Regions from separate parts of the Mus musculus genome. Here region 2 is linked to region 1. A link is a loop called in an ENCODE intact Hi-C map of the cell type or tissue named here. Cell type or tissue: left cerebral cortex. All regions are shown on one strand. Links, peaks and the distances in the headings refer to the core of each region. The heading gives the core; the rest is flanking DNA. Region 1 has its middle 45 kb from the start of Gm25388. Region 2 has its middle 150 kb from the start of Gpd2.

The links. Peaks named below come from ENCODE experiments on the same cell type or tissue, not always from the same donor. Only the 100,000 strongest peaks of a DNase experiment are listed, where the experiment ranks them.
Region 2: a loop joins it to region 1, with 2.1 times the contacts of the local background. A loop is called at or near these places in 3 of 42 quality-filtered maps.

Annotation. Positions count from the first base shown.
Region 1 is chr2:57,697,548-57,700,467 of GRCm38, forward strand. No RefSeq gene overlaps it. Among named protein-coding and RNA genes, the nearest start is that of Gm25388, 45 kb to the left of the region's middle. In left cerebral cortex, for the core only: a CTCF peak has its summit at 1,455 (motif pointing left); a DNase peak (open chromatin) is centred at 1,398; H3K4me3 peaks cover 384 bases.
Region 2 is chr2:57,386,434-57,389,353 of GRCm38, forward strand. No RefSeq gene overlaps it. Among named protein-coding and RNA genes, the nearest start is that of Gpd2, 150 kb to the left of the region's middle. In left cerebral cortex, for the core only: no CTCF peak of the experiment used is centred there; a DNase peak (open chromatin) is centred at 1,714.

The DNA of each region.
Region 1 (2,920 bases), core at 117-2,616:
GAAGCAGAAATGAGACTGTGGGCTTTAACTCAGAGGAAATGAAAGCACAGAGCCACTGTAAACGAAGTCAATGTTAAATAAGGATTTCCTGGGAGCGCCTACAGCAGCCATGGCTTGCTTTGGGTTTTATTGATGTCCCAAGGATGATAGATTCTACTTAAATCTTTGAAGCCCAGTTAAATATAAGAACACGAGGCACTTTAGAAACTGAAAAACACCATTAGGCTCTTCTAAGCCCTCCACTTCCTTCAAGAATTTATCACTCTGAACCTAGTTCTTTTTTTTTTTTTTTTTTTTGTTTAATTTATTTTTTAGTTTTAATGATGATGAGGTTTATACCTTTTTTTTGATTTTTGGTTCTGATAAAATGACTAGTGACAGCTTTGTAGAAAATGAGATCAGTGTTATTTAATGCTCAAGAAAAATGTCTACAGCCTTTTCTTTTTAATAAACTTTAAACATGAATCACTAATAAAAACAAAAGCAAGATTAGTGTTATACATAAGGGTAAACATGTATATGTAGGGAAATGAGCTAGGAGGTGTTTTAAACGTGGAAGCAGGTTGCTCTAGTGGCAATGTACCGCAGGGACTTAAGAGAGCAAAAGCACTCTCCAGAGAGTCCCTTCTTTCACCAAAAACACCCCAGGAATTCTCCTCCTCTAACAAGCCGTCCAGGGAAGAGCTAAATTGTACTTTCCAAGAAACAATCAGATCACAAGTCTTTAAAGGAGCGACAAAATAAATAAAATACATAAAACCCTAAAGCAGAAGCAGGATAAGGTTAAGACACGCCATCCTTTTTAAAGAAAAGAACTAACACCAATTTAGCATCTTCCTGAAGAAAGCAAGTTTTTCATAAAGGCCTGAATTGACAGGGGGTTGAACAAAACCAACCCGAGACTCCACAAAAGAAACCGACTGCCAGTTAACCAGTTATCATCTGCATCCTGGTATTAGTTTCCACTCATGTCTTAGCTAATAGAACAAGGGCTAATTTTCAAGTAAGTTTCCTGAAAACAATTTCCCCCACCCCCGACTTTGGCTTTTCTGTTTGGTTACCCGTGGAGAGCAAGAATAGACACTTTGCTGACCGAATGTTTGGGAATAGGAGGATAGTAGACACGCCTTTCAACATTTCATAAAGCAGGCTGTTTTTCCTCTTGTCTATCAATGGCATAGAGAAAAGAGCAGAATTACAGAGACAGCTTTTCCGCCCGCGTGTGCCAGTCACGCATGGAGTGAAAGGCATTACCCTTTAAACAATTTGGGAGTGGATGGCGTTAATAGGTAGGACAGATAGTTACAAAGTCCAGATTAACTACAAAGCGCAGAGACATGTGCAAACTTGTTATGCGGTGAAAGGGAACAGACAGAGGCGATTATTTACCATTCTGGGGACCCAGTTGGAGCAGAGCGAGGAGGTTCCGCACAGCAACATTGCCCTCTTTTGGTAAAACAGGGCATACTGTGTTTACCTCACTGGCAGGTGAAAGCATTTCTTCAGGACACAGAAATTTTCCACTGCAAGAAAAATGACACAAACTAACCCAAAACAGAGCATGGAGCAAGAAGGAGATGACTTCTGTGTCTAGAAAACTGACAACAATCTCAACAGTAAAGAGCCGACGGGACGTGCTAACAAAGAAACCTCGAGACCCCAGTCTTTCTGTGGTCCCTTTTCAGCGACAGGGGGATTATTTACTCCTTAATTTATCCTTGACAGCTTCAAGTCTTCTCCAATAAAATCAGAATCATGTAGGAGTCAGATTGTGACCAAATAAAGCAAGCGCTAATTCTTTTGAAGCCCACCCCCTTCCCCTCTTATGCTTCAATATGCAGTCTGTCCTCAGGCAGCGGGAGCTGAAGTCACTCAATAGAGCCCTTTAGTCAGCAAGCATTTTGTGCTTTCTGGTTCTAAGGACTCTGCAGTGATTTAGAGCAGTGAAGGAAAGGGGGCTTGATTACATCAACAAAGGGAGAAGGCGCTGCCAAGGCAAGAAATAAAGTTAACCTAATTACTTTTACTCAAGTTGAAGGCACCCTCACCACTCTATCAATAAGAATAATTTCAGCCTTGTCACTGCTTCTAATCTTCTTTCTGTTGTAAGTTAGAGGATGGCTCTTGCCAAACCCTTATTATAGGAATTTTCTAATTAAAACTTTAGGTATATAGAGATACCCACCACAAATGCAGATGGGCTGAGCCAGTTTAGAACGGTGTGCTATTCTCTCTCCAGGACTCTACATCACCGTCCTTGCTAAAACATTTGTGAGGGATGACACCTGTCTTTTATTGATCCTGGTCCTTTTAGGGGCCAGGTCAAAGCAAGGTCATTATGTTTCTTTAATAGTTTTTGAGAACATTGACTTCACAAAAGAGGGAGAATACTAACTCCTGTTTTTCATTTGTTTGTTTATTACTCCCTAAATATAATACCAGGTAAGACGACAATGCTTCTCTGAAAGTGAAAAGTTAACTGTAAACTAAGTAATTCCATTCTTGAGATGTCCTTTTCAGCTTTTTTTTTTCCACCCTCTTTTCACTCTTGTGGCTTAGAAAGTCCACATCACTATATTAGGACCATTTTCAAAGCAGAGATTTTAAAAAAAAAAAATTAAAATTTAATGCTTACCTCAAATTTTCTTGATTTATGTGCAAGAAAAAAAAAACAAAAACAAAAACAAATAAACGACCCCCCCCCCAATGTGTGACTTACTACAGTAGCTGAGAACAGTTCTAAATAAAACTTCCAAGGAACCACTTTGAGGTTCTTTTCAACCAATTTGGACTGCCTTAAGTCAGCCAATGATGCTCTTACTGAGAAAGCTTACATATTGAATTCCTATCAGTCACCTTATTTTACCTTTGCAGAAACTCCATGAGGTAGATAAGGGTCCTGTGATGGCTGGCAGGTCTT
Region 2 (2,920 bases), core at 253-2,752, 310 kb before region 1:
CATGGATGGCTGAGAGCAACATCCTAATCCATGGGCTCAACACTAGGCCTGGTGTTGGCTTTTGAAACCTCAAAGCCCACCCTCGACACACTTCCTCAAGGTCACACCTCTTCATCCTTCTAATCTGTCTCAACTGGCACCACTCTCTGATGACTAAGCATTCAAATACGTGGGCTTATGGGGGCCATATTTTTTCAAACCTCTACAATCATTAAGAAAATGCCTCACAGGCCAATCTGATGAAGGCATTTTCTCAATCTAGGTTCCCTCTTCCCTGATGACCCTAACTTGTGTCAAGTTGACAATACGAGGAACAGACAACAGCCATATTACTAGCCAGGTATGTATTTGAAATCTGATGATTTATGGTGTCTTCTTTCTCAAGCTCAACACAGCCCCTTCACCAGTCCCGAAGGCAGCAGTGCTTGGAGCCGTCTCACTTAACAGCTGTGCCGCTTTGCAAACTGAACACTCCCTTTTCATTTGGGGTACAACATCACAGAACATACATTATTTATAAATACCCTAAATTATACATATTTCTGCATCAAATAAAAGTGGATAAAATCTGAATGAATCCTCAAAATTATTCCCTTTCTAACATTCTCCTAGATTCCCAAGACAGATGCAGCATAAACTGTATTGTGTCATAAGCTGAGGAAATCTTTGCAATATTTTCCAAACTCTGCCAGTCCAGCTAAGGGAATAAATCTGCTCTCTGCATTCACTCCTTTGCAACCCCTATAGTTAGTCTGTTGGTGTACTAAACCCTTTCTTCCTGTAAATACTTCCCCTGGTTGTCCCTTCATTTGAATCCAGGGTTTATCTGGGTTTCCGACATTTCCATCCCTATAACTATTTCTAGAACACTTTCAAGCACACTGACACATCCCAATGGCTACTCATGGTAGTCTCCCTCAGAAAGGCCATTCTTTTAAACTAATGACTTCAGTCTCTCACATCCTCAGAAGCCTACAGCACCTTCTTGACAAGATGAGAAGATAGTTTGCAATCTGCTATCTGTCTTTGAGTCCAGGGTCCCTAAATTGCCCTTTACCACAGTGACAAAGAATCAGGGCCGGGTCACACTATCACTTTCTGCTTGTCTTTACACATTGATTGTTCTTGCAGCTTAAGCAGTTCCTCTTGTCTATATACATACGTTATATACATTAGTATATTTTACATTCTTCCTCAAATGTTAACCCTTAGTCCAAAGTCTTTCTCCTAACTACTAAATTTCTCTTCCTTATAATCTAGCAAACCTTGATTTCGCTTGTCTTGTGGTCATAATCAGGTGTGATTGTACCCTCTCCTGATAGGAAACCATGTTTTCTTGGTTAAGGATTATCTAGCTGTTCCCAGTCAAGAGCTTCAGTGCAGTATTGCTCAGGAAATGCGGACTGAACTGAGAGAAGTTTGAGTCGCATCCTAGAGCAGCAGGTGCCTGCACAGCAGTTTTCCCAAGTACAATCTCGGCTGCTCTGTGCACCGAGTTCTGTTCTGCTCAGCAATTGGAAGAAAGACCCCAGGGTCACATTCTGGGCATAGTGAAAGGTATCCATGGAGACAGGGATTTGCCCTGGGAAAGCTTTCCTAAGGAAAGAGCTTGCTTACAACCCCCCACCAGAACACCACACTCTTTTGGAGTTTGCACACAGGAGGTTTTGCAGGCTCTGTGTAGTGTTTCTGTTTTCCAGTTTCCCATAATGCGGAGACTGCGGGGGCAAGGTTGGAAAGGAGGCAAACACCCCGTTTCTTGCATAAGCATATGCTGGAAGCCTCCCTGGCCTCTAGAGAAGGGAAAGAGCCAGGCTCAGTGTGTGATGCTAAAAGATTCAAAGGAAAAGAAAGAAAATAGACAGCACATTTTTATAAAATTAAAACTCGTAGGATGTCTAGGAATTCAAAACACTTTTATTGCCTTAAAAAACGTAACATGACAGTGGCTCTATGTCTGCCTTTTTTCCTGGTAACATAAATGGGAATAAAGGCCACTTCTTGTCTCTTGATGCTGGGCATCCCACTTGTTATTAGTAACACAGGCTTATATTGTAGCCCACATCATGCCTAATTACAGCTGTTCTTTATAAGCAACTAAGCAAGCTGGGTAGATAGTGTCAATTCAGATCTTGACTATCGGGTAAACACTAGAGAGCTACGAACCTAACACTCAAGGAGGATGGCTCTTCAAGCAAATGGTAAAGACACGTCCCTCTCCCCCAACCATGTCGATTCTGTTGTGTTGCCTTGAACTCAGTAATAAGAAGGGAAGAAAGAGGCTGCCACTACCAGAATATTCTCTAAAAGTGGAGAGAGAAGAGTCAAAGTGACTGTAGGCTTTTGTTTCACTAAATGTCAAAGGTTGCTAAAATATTCTGAAATACAAATGAGAAAAGATGAAATGGAAACTTGGGGAGTGGAGCATTATGTCATTTTATCTGAATCTCATTCAGTGATGTCTCTTTCTCCTTTGGACATTATTTGTTATTTCTAAGCCCCCACTCTTCCCTGAATACCATGCCCATGAAAATAAAACAAATGAGAATTACAAATGAATGTAGGAAAAAAAGACCAAAGGAATATATATATGTGATTCATTTATGTTATTACTTTATGTACCATTACAAAATTTTTCTAAAATTAAAATCTATAAGAATAATTAAAACTTTGCTAAAATCTCATTGTCTGGAGACAAACACAATAATATTTTCAACAAATAATTTTCTATAGAATATTTTTTAGCAATTTATATATCATACATCTTTTTCTTATTGTAAGCACACATGCTTTATATTTTTGCTAATCCTATCCTTACATATCTAGTGAAATGTACAATGCTGCCCATTATAAAATTTTTCTCAAATGGAATGTCATATACTCTGTAATATTAGTCAAATAGAAGCTGATTTGGCCGTTT